Linked DNA regions of Homo sapiens: regions 2, 3 and 4 are each linked to region 1. A link is a loop called in an ENCODE intact Hi-C map of the cell type or tissue named here. Cell type or tissue: mammary epithelial cell. All regions are shown on one strand. Region 1 overlaps LAMA3 (laminin subunit alpha 3). Region 2 overlaps LAMA3 (laminin subunit alpha 3). Region 3 overlaps LAMA3 (laminin subunit alpha 3). Region 4 overlaps LAMA3 (laminin subunit alpha 3).

Evidence for each region. Hi-C counts contacts between places; a loop is a spot of excess contacts. Peaks named below come from ENCODE experiments on the same cell type or tissue, not always from the same donor. Only the 100,000 strongest peaks of a DNase experiment are listed, where the experiment ranks them.
Region 2: a loop joins it to region 1, with 4 times the contacts of the local background. A loop is called at or near these places in 2 of 110 quality-filtered maps.
Region 3: a loop joins it to region 1, with 3 times the contacts of the local background. A loop is called at or near these places in 5 of 110 quality-filtered maps.
Region 4: it touches region 1 in a loop (5-fold over the local background); 14 of 110 quality-filtered maps call a loop at or near these places.

The regions. Positions count from the first base shown.
Region 1 is chr18:23,718,437-23,720,936 of GRCh38, reverse strand. All of the region lies in intron 2 of LAMA3 (laminin subunit alpha 3), which reads right to left. Among named protein-coding and RNA genes, the nearest start is that of LAMA3, 30 kb to the right of the region's middle. RefSeq lists enhancers at 1-468, 469-969. In mammary epithelial cell, no CTCF peak of the experiment used is centred here; a DNase peak (open chromatin) is centred at 1,106; H3K27ac peaks cover 2,500 bases.
Region 2 is chr18:23,882,073-23,884,572 of GRCh38, reverse strand. The region is part of intron 40 of LAMA3 (laminin subunit alpha 3); the gene reads right to left. Among named protein-coding and RNA genes, the nearest start is that of LINC02958, 99 kb to the left of the region's middle. In mammary epithelial cell, no CTCF peak of the experiment used is centred here; DNase peaks (open chromatin) are centred at 1,172 and 1,782; H3K27ac peaks cover 2,129 bases.
Region 3 is chr18:23,796,081-23,798,580 of GRCh38, reverse strand. The region is part of intron 12 of LAMA3 (laminin subunit alpha 3); the gene reads right to left. Among named protein-coding and RNA genes, the nearest start is that of LAMA3, 110 kb to the right of the region's middle. In mammary epithelial cell, no CTCF peak of the experiment used is centred here; no DNase peak of the experiment used is centred here.
Region 4 is chr18:23,811,643-23,814,142 of GRCh38, reverse strand. It overlaps LAMA3 (laminin subunit alpha 3), which reads right to left. Exons shown (of 75, transcript NM_198129.4): 14 at 1,040-1,086. Among named protein-coding and RNA genes, the nearest start is that of LAMA3, 120 kb to the right of the region's middle. In mammary epithelial cell, a CTCF peak has its summit at 1,402 (motif pointing right); no DNase peak of the experiment used is centred here.

The DNA.
Region 1 (2,500 bases):
AATCCTCCCACCTTGGCCTCCCAAAGTGCTGAGATTATAGACATGAGACACTGCACCCAGAATGAGTTTTTCATGTATTAAAAGAAAACACCTGATTTCCAGATTCTTCCTAATGTATAAATTACTTCAAAGCACCCCAAATTAACACTTTGAAGTTACTAAAGGACCATAAAGGATAATATTCTATCCCTAGTAGCCCAGAGGATTTTATTGGCACCTGTTTTTCTACCCACTAATGAATTGTTTGACTTCAAGGGCTGTGCCTCATGATGATGTTCATTAATAACACATTTATTGGCTCATGCCTGTAAACCCAGCACTTTGGGAGGCTGAGGTGGGTGGATCACGAGGTCAAGAAATCAAGATCATCCTGATCAACATGGTGAAACCCCATCACACTAAAAATACAAAAAAATTAGCTGGGTGTGGTGGTCCGTGCCTGTAGTCCCAGCTACTCGGGAGGCTGAGGCAGGAGAATCACTTGAACCTGGGAGGCAGAGGTTGCAGTCAGCCGAGATTGCGCCACTGCACTCCAGCCTGGTGACAGAGTGAGACTCCATCTCAAAAAAAACAAAAACAAAAACAAAAAAACACCATTTATTAATAGCAAAATTGTTCTAAATATAATCTTCTGTATTTTCTAATTTTGTTATAGCTATAAAATACTCTTAAAATGTTGCAGAGAGACTCAAGTGTCATAAATGGAACGAACCGTAATTAATTACAGAGCTAAAACTCTTCCACCCTCACCCAGAGATTTGGTCTCACAGCAATATGTTTCCATTACTACTATACCCTGGGAAAGTTCAGGCTGATGCTGAGTCATCCTTGGTTCATTCTACATTAACTCAGCAAATATTTATTAAACAACTATTGTATGCTAAACACTGTGCAAGATGTTGGAAGCAAAACATCATGTAGTGAACAGAACACAGTGAACAAAACAAGACATAGTCCCTGGCCTCCTGAAGCTTATAGTCTACACAATTCCTCAGGAATCCAGAAAGACTGGGTCAAAACCAAGAGCCATCCACCTTCTGGATTGGGCTGTGTCCACCCGGGGAACCAGCTGAGTCACCCTCCTTAGTGACCTCATCAGCCAACCATCTGTAGAGCCAAGTTAATCTCCAAAGTCCTCAAGCCCCAAAAGTATCAGAAACTAGCCCAGGCTTCCCTCCACATCTGAGTCAGCTACAAAGAATGTTTTGGATTCACCCACCAAAGTCTCATAAAAGTTGAAGGGAATCAGGAAAAAAAAAAAAAAAAAGATTCTAGAATGCAACTACATACTGAATTCACTCTCAGATGATTGGATCCTGTATTTGCATCTGGCTCCTGGGGAGTTCACTGTCTGTGATGAATTCATGAAAAATTAGAAAGGTAGAGTAATGGGGCATTTCTCCTGTGACCTATTAATATTTTTCCTTAAAATTTATAATGCAGTTTCCCCTATTACATTTAACCTTGGAGCTTTAGAAACAATTTCTGAATTTTCTATTTTTTGCATTTTAAATAACATTTTCATAGTATTTGCCTGTGTTAACACCTGCAGGGGGTTTCAGGGTCTCAATCTAGGCTTCCTTTCCTTATTTGTTTATTTATTTATTTAGAGATGGGGTCTCACTGAGTTGCCCAGGCTGGATTTAACTCCTGTGCTCAAGTGATCCTCGTGCCTCTGCCTCCTGAGTGGTTGGGGCTGCAGGTATGAACCACTATGTCCATCTGGACTCTCTTTCTTCTGTCTTAGTTTGGGCCCTCTCTAAAGCCCTGAGGCAAAGACTTGAGTAGAGGTAGTTTATTTAAGAGTTGACCTCAAGAAGCACAAACTGGGAAGAGAGGAACATAAGGGAGGGAGAAAAGCCAAAAATCAATGTGTTAATGAGTAGGCTGCCACCAGAGCAACCCAACCACGGCTCCATCCTACCAGGGACACTCTGAGGAATTATGTAGAAGGCACTTTAGAACTGGCCCATTGAGAGGCAGGGAAATGCGGTATTTTCCCACCAACTATCATCCCTCTTGGGATGAGGATTGCCCCTTGGGGCATTAAGTGCTGGGCTTGCAGGCTGCTCTAGACACAGCTTTTAGAAGCCTCTGTAAATCTAGAAAGAGCCTTCAGGCAGGAAGCAAAGTCAGATGCAGGCCCTTGAGATGGGACAAGGGAACAGGTGTGGGAACTATCCATCCCAGCTGCCACTCAGAGGGGGACCAGGGAGCTGTGGACATCACAGCCTTTGCCTCTACGAGGCCCAAAGGACCATCTCAGCAGCTCTGCTCCTGCAGCCACATCTGCTGTCTCCAGGCCTCACTCCCCCGCAGCCCTGCAGAGCAGGGGCAACGTCACCTTCTCTCCTCACACCTCCATCCTCTGAAGCCAACACTCAGTCCTTTTCAGGGCTTGATGTTGGGGGTGAGGGATTGTCTTTGTTTATTTTTACTACTAACAGGTTTAAATAACAAAATAATACTCTTGGAAACATTACACATTGCATACAAGCCT
Region 2 (2,500 bases), 160 kb before region 1:
AACAAGGACTGAAGGCATTTATTTTATTTGTTCCTTGGGGAAGAGCATTTTTTCCCCTTAAGACAGAGCAGAGTAACTCACTTTGGAAGAGATGATTACAACAGCATTTTTCCAGGAATAACAAGGAAGGAGTAAAACAAGTCTAGGCAGAAAAAAGAACAGAGAGTTCTGATTCTTTAAAAAAAAACGTTCTCCTTGTTGATTCTAGTTCTTTTCTATCAGGCACATTGCCTTCTGGGAAGAAAAGTTGGTGGGGAGGCCAGGCCCTGGAGCCCCCTAAAGATGCACAGAGACCACTCGCCTGCCTCGGCATTTCTGTGGGCACAATCATTGCTGATTCTCACTTTTTTTTCAAACCAAGTTGTGGAATTTTGATCCCTTTTCTTTTAGCTCTAAAGTGGTGATATTTTACACTTGATTTTAGCCAAAAGGCTGAGAAGCAATAAGTGATGATATTTTAGAAGCAGCTTTAAACACACACACACACACACACACACACACACACACACACACACACACACACACCAAAGAGACCATGAAAAAGCCCTGTTGTCTGCCACTGGACATGACACTGATGACATCTGAGGGAATATCACTCCATTTGCTGGTAAGAGAATGCCTGTTTAGGAAGCCTCTCAAAAGACAGTTAGACATTGGTCAGCACTATTAATATTGCAGGAAGGAGAAATAGATACAAATAGAGTTTTACTGATAAATTCAAAGACCTACGTGTTACTTCAACTTATGGAAGCTGGAAGCTGACCTTGATGCTACTACGCTTTGCAAATGAAAATGAAAAACTTTTTCCAAGCACCCCAGTGGAAATCTCGCTGCTTTCTACTTTTGCCAGCTTCTCTTCAAACAAGTCTGGGCAAGCTCATGTGATTGATCCCTTGACAAATAAAGCTGCAGGATGGGGCGGGCTTCACGAGCATCAAAGACATAGACAGCAAAGCAGGGTGAGCATTCCAAATAGGTCTCTCCAGAGAAGCCACACTTGGCACATGACTTCTGGTGATGTTAGGACTTGGCCCATGTGTCTGTTAAGGGCTGATATAGGCCTGCCTTTGTGATCCACACTTGTTTCTGAGTCTATGTACTAGTGAGATGTTCTCAGTATCTTCTTGATTTTCAGAACAACTCTTGCTTCACTTAGTTTGTTACATCATTCTTTGCTTGGGCCCACAGTGAACCCTTTGTGATGAGTAAGGATATGACAAAGTGCCACACTTAAGGAGAGAGGGGGTTACCTTGAAAACACAGTGGTGGATTCCTACCTATGTAGTCTATTGGTCACTCTGGAGGCTGAATGAGAGCTCAGATCACTCAGTGGCTCAGAACTGCCCCAAAATTTCCATCGCACTGAGGATAAGATCCAGATGCTTGACCACAGCCTGCAGGGTTCTGCAGGATCTGGGTCCTGGTTGCTCCACCAACCTCACCTCTGGCCCTCTTCACACTGCACTTCTGCCACTCCTGCCTTCTCACTGCCCTTGAACACATTGTCACAGGCCTTTTCCTTCTGTTTCATCCTTGTCTAGGAGCCTCGTGGCCAAAATACTGCCATGGCTTCCTCTAACTTCAGGCCTCCTTGGCCACCCCTCTAAAGCAGCCACCCCCTCACTGTCAGTGACACAGCCTATTGCAGAAAATGTCATCTCTATCTCCAGTTATACCTCTTACTGATTAGTGTGTGTATTTATTGAGTGTGATGACTCCCACCCTTTCTCTCCCTCCCTGCCACACTCTAGGTCAAGCCCCAGGAGAACAGGGACTGCCTCTGTCTTCTTCCTTCAGCTTCCTCATCACATAGATAGGGCTGAGGCCTGGCCCTGTCATGGGTGCTCGAAAAGTAGCTGCTTAGCCACTGAATGAACAGTAAAAGAAAAGAGGGAAAGGAAAAGCCTGGAAGTATACAACTTGGAAAGACGGTTTCTGTTTGTTTTCTTTTTTTTTTTTTTTTAAGATGGAGTCTCGCTCTCTCGCCCAGGCTGGAGTGCAGTGGTACAATCTCGGCTCACTACAGCCTCTGCCTCCTGGGTTCAAGCGATTCTCCTGCCTCAGCCTCCCGAATAGCTGGATTACAAGGTAATTTTTGCATTTTCAGTAGAGACGGGGTTTCACCATGTTGGCCAGGCTGGTCTCGAACTCCTGACCTCAAGTGATCCGCCCTCCTCGGCCCTCTAAAGTGCTAGGATTACAGGCATGAGCCACCACACCCGGCCTATTCATTTGTTTTCTTGTATGTCGTGTTTGTTCATTTTAATATCACAGCTTTATTGAGATATAATTTACATATCATGCAATTCATCATGTAAACTGTACAATTCAGTGGCTTATAGTATATTCACAGAATTGTACAAACACCACCACAATCAATTTGAAAATGTTTTCATCCCTTCAAAAAGAAATCCCAGACCCTTTGGTAATCACTTCCCATTCTCCCCACCTGCTCTCCCACCCCTAGTCCTAGGCAGCCACCAAACGACTTTGGGTCCCT
Region 3 (2,500 bases), 78 kb before region 1:
AGTGGTCTCTGGTTTTGCCCTGGAAAGGCTGGGAGCTTCTCCCAGGAGCATCACGGCCAAAACCTTCCCTGGCACCATTCCTCGTCAGCAGGGCACTTCTCCTCCCCGGCCGGTGTCTGACTCAGGAGAGTATGTTAACAGGGAGGAGGAGGTTAATCTCTCACTGACAACATATTTATAGGACTTTTCTAAAGAAAGACCGGATACCACAACCCAAAGACTACATCAGACTCTAATGGGGATGGTTCTGGGCCCTGGGTCAGGTCATGTCGGTGGGGTTGGGGGAAGCTGCACTTCCGGGTGCCTTCAGTTCATGTCATGAAAGGACCACCCGTTTCCGCATTCCTGCCTTCCTACCCTCTGTTCCCAGTACTAACTAGCTGCTGCCTAGCAAGCTGCTCCAGAAAAGGAGGGGAAAGGGGAATAGAAAGGAGGAAAAGAGGAAGAGGAAGAGGAAGAAAAAAATGAAGAATAGCGGAAAAAAGGAGGAGACGAAGGCAGGAATGAGGGATGGGGAGGAGAAAGAGGGAAGAGTAAACCCCCTAAATAACCAAATTAACAGTTGTATTCTGTGGTTGAAGATAGAGTCAAAAAACCCACAAACATAAATATATATTTTATATACATATAGACAGTTCTCAAATCTGATCTCATATATATAATTTGATTAATTCCCCAAGAAAGAAAACCATAGGGCACTTCAGTGAGTCAAAGTCAAAATGAAAAAAATACTGCATTGTACTTAGGAAAGTCTGGAGTAAATTAATTTAATGCAAAACATAAATCCAGGACTACAGTTGGCAAAAGCAGCTTAGAAGGGTTTTAAAATTCTCTTTAAAGAAGATTTTGAATTTTTTTTTTTTTTTGAGACGGAGTCTCGCTCTGTTGCCCAGGCTGAAGTGCAGTGGTGCGATCTTGGCTCACTGCAACCTCTGCCTCCCGGGATCATGCAATTCTTGTGCCTCAGCCTCCCGAGTAGCTGGGATTACAGGCATGTGCCACCACGCCCAGCTAATTTTTGTATTGTTTAGTAGAGACGGGGTTTTACCACATTGGCCAGGCTGGTCTAGAACTCCTGACCTCAGGTGGTGCACCAAACTTGGCCTCCCAAAGTGCTGGGATCACAGGCATGAGCCATCACACCTGGCCAGATTTTGAAAGTTTTTAAAGCAAGAAAGAGCAAAGCAGTAAGAACACTTTTTGGCTAGAATATACTGGGTCAGCTGATACACCATTGTGGGCCATGGTGATTGGTTGTAAATTTCAGTGGGTCAAGTAATCAATTCCCTCTAAAAAAAAAAATCACAATAGCTATCAGAAAAAAAGGTAGTTACAAGACAAGGAAGGCCATCACAGACAAAATGTTGCATCCTCCCAAACTCTTACCAGAATGGTTCAAACCCAAAACAACAAACTGCAAGGTACACCTCAACAGCACACGAGGCAGTGAATTTCTTGCACAGCTCAGAAAACAGCTCTTAAGCATGGGCAGGCTTCTCCAAGGCTGGATGTGTATGTATTAGTCCTTCACTTGAGCCACGACTTTAGACCACAGAGAATCCAGCAGAGGCTGACCCCAGACCTTCACCCACCGGGGCCAGAAGCATGCCTGCTGGTGTCCTCCAGTCCCTCTCTGAGAGGCTTGATAGTCTTTTCCCTCTCATGCTTCCGGTGAGGTCAGAAGAGTTTGGTAGACCTTTAGAAGCAGAGGTCCAAATCAACTCTACCAAAAATATCAATGAGGCCAGGCATGGTGGCTCATGCCTATAATCCCAGCACTTTGGGAGCAGAGGTGGGGGAATCGCTTGAGCTCAGGAGTTAAAGATCAGCCTGGGCAATATAATGAGATCCCATCTAAAAATTTTAAAAATTAAAAAAAAATCAATGGGAAGATAAACACTTATTTTTAAAAGGGAGTCCTGGCTCCAACCATTTAAAATAAGAGATAAGACATTATATTCATGTACTGCAGCTGATTAAAGAGCTTTTTATGTCAGATGTCAGTTTCTTAAGGAAAAGAATGCTACAGTTAGACCTCACAGGGTTTCCCAATCTTTCTTAGGATTGGTCACTTTGGGGAACTATGTTTTCTCAAAGAGCTGAGGATTTTACTGACACATAGTTTTGCCACCCTGTCTTGGCTATGGCACCTTGATTTTACCATGGGGGTACCTCTCTTCCCTTGCTCCATTCATGCTGTTCAGATGGTGTTGACCCCACTTCTAGTTCTGTGGATATGGGGGAAGACTCAGGTTTGGCCAGTCAGAGCACTGAATTCCACGGCCACAGGACTAATTCCAGAACTGGCATGTGGTCCAATCAGAACCAGATGTGTCCTGGTGGAAAGTATACTCTTTTCCTAGTCTTGAACCTAGAAGGATACGTATTAGTCACCTTGAGCTGCCATAACAAAATACCATAGACTGGTGGGCTTAAACAATAGAAATTTATTTCTCCAGTTCTGGAGGCTGGGAAGTCCAAGATCCAGGTGCTGGCTGGT
Region 4 (2,500 bases), 93 kb before region 1:
ATCACTCTTATTTATAACATTGTCAGTGTCTGTTGATACTGTTACAGCATAGACTACCAATTTAAATAGAAAAAATGTCTGAATATTTAACATGTTGAAAATCAGTAAAGAATTGTTTATCTGAGAGTGCTTTTGTAATATGCAAGATTCACAGCCTTGCATCAATGTCATCAAGGCTTATGGGAAGGATGGCAGAACCTCTTTCACTCCATCCATTCTGTGCCTGGAAGTCGGCATCTCTAGGCTCTGAGGCCAAGAAGACAGACAATTTCTAAATTATCTCAGAAAATTGTTCAGAATAGGCCGGGTGTGGTAGCTCACGCCTGTAACCCCAGCACTTTGGGAGGCTGAGGCAGGTGGATCACCTGAGGTCAGGAGTTCGAGACCAGCCTAGCCAACATGGTGAAACCCCATCTCTACTAAAAATACAAAAATTAGCCAGGTGTGGTGGGGCGTGCCTGTAATCCCAGTTACTCGGAGGCTGAGGCACAAGAATCGCTTGACCCAGGAGGCGGAGGTTGCAGTGAGCTGAGATCGCGGCACTGCACTCCGGCCTGGGCGACAAGAGCAAAAAAAAAAAAAAAAAAAAGAAAGAAAAGAAAAGAAAAAGAAAAAAAATGTTCAGAATACCATGGTATTGTGCTTGGAATAATATAAAATAAATTGTAATTATTTTGTACACAGCCAACTTTATTTAATGTGTCCTTGGCCATTGATTTTCTCAATGTTATTAATTATGTTTGTCAGACTTACATGCAGGGCTCCACAGAGGCAACACCCTCTGAGTAACCTACAAACCTGCAGTAAGAGTTAAACTCTAGGACTCCAGAGTAACAAGTTTAACTAAATCTTATTCTTTTGTTTTTGAAAAAAAAAATCACAAAATCACATATGCTCTTTGAAAAACAACAATGACCTCTTTAAGCAATTTAGCCTTGGGTCTTATTTTAATTTCTGGAAGTGCCCACACTGTTAGTCCTTAATATGCATGAGAATAATAGAGATAGTTAGAATTGCAACCCTTTTATAGTCTACTTACCAAATTGGAGTTGATGGTACCAGCTGGGTCACAAGCACTGCTGGAACCTGAATATGATTCAGAAATTTTTAAATTATCTGGTAGTTTGTTTTTCTCTTTGTTTTGATGTTTCAAGTTTTAAACGTTTTGTTTTCAAAAATAGTGTATCTACATTTATATTTTCGATAGATGTGTGGCAAAGTCTGCATGCAATTCATAGTCAGGCATCTTGAATGACATTTATGGTCCTTAATCCCCAAATTACCTCTTTTGCCACTGAACAAATCCCTATCCTGTCTACTCATGACAGTTCACTTCTAATTGATGATGAAGGAGGAGATTAGGGAAAGATTCTAAAATTTTGAGCATCATTAGTATTGTCCAGAAGAGGGCAATATTGTACCAAGAGACTTTTAATTGCCCATTTAAAAGACGTTCTAGAATTTCTAAGTACATCTTTAATTATCACACCTCCTTGTTCCCACCCGTACTAAAGTTATTTATAAAATCAATTGGTTTGTTTTCCTGACTTAGTATAACACTACAAACCAAATATAATCTCTCTTCAATAAATTGGGATCTTGCAATGTTTCAGTATTACAATTACACAGTGTTTGAACTGGGTAAGTCTGTTCTGAGTCTGGTTTTTCAAATCATTTAAATAAATCCATAATAGGATCTTGTTTGCTTATAAATTGTTCCTTAACCCTATTGGCTTTGTTTGCTTCTGTCTGCCTCAGCTTCCCCTTGATGATTTTCATTCTCTCTCTCACTCTCTTTTTTGAGACAGGGTCTTGCTCTGTCTTCCAGGTTGGAGTGCAGTGGCACGATCATAGCTCACTGCAACCTCCAATGCCTGGGCTCAAGTGATCCTCTCACCTCATCCTTCTGAGGAGCTGGAATGACAGGCATGCACCACCATGCCCGGTTATTTTAAAAAATATTTTCTAGAGGCTGGGAGTGGTGGCTCACGCCTGTAATCCCAGCACTTTGGGAGGCCAAGGCGGGCAAATCACGAGGTCAGGAGATCAAGATCATCCTGGCTGACATGGTGAAACCCCATCTCTACTAAAAATACAAAAAATTAGCTAGGCATGGTGGCACATGCCTGTAATCCCAGCTACTCGAGAGGCTGAGGCAGGAGAATCGCTTGAACCCGTGAGGCAGAGCTCGCAGTGAGCTGAGATCATGCCGCTGCACTCCAGCCTGGGGGACAGAGCGAGACTCTGTCTCAAAAAAAAATAAAATAAAATCAAAAATAAATAAAAATTCTAGAGACAGGATCTCATTATGTTGCCCAGGCTGGTCTCCAACTCCTGGCCTCAAGCAATCCTCCCGCCTCAGCCTCCCAAAGTGCTGGGATTACAAGCATGAGCCACCCTGCCCTCTCTTTCTTTTCTGATGTTCTCCTGTTCCCTGCATTTTTCCGTAATACCCAACACAAATTTCCAGCTGTTTGTTTTCCATGCCCAACCTCGGGTT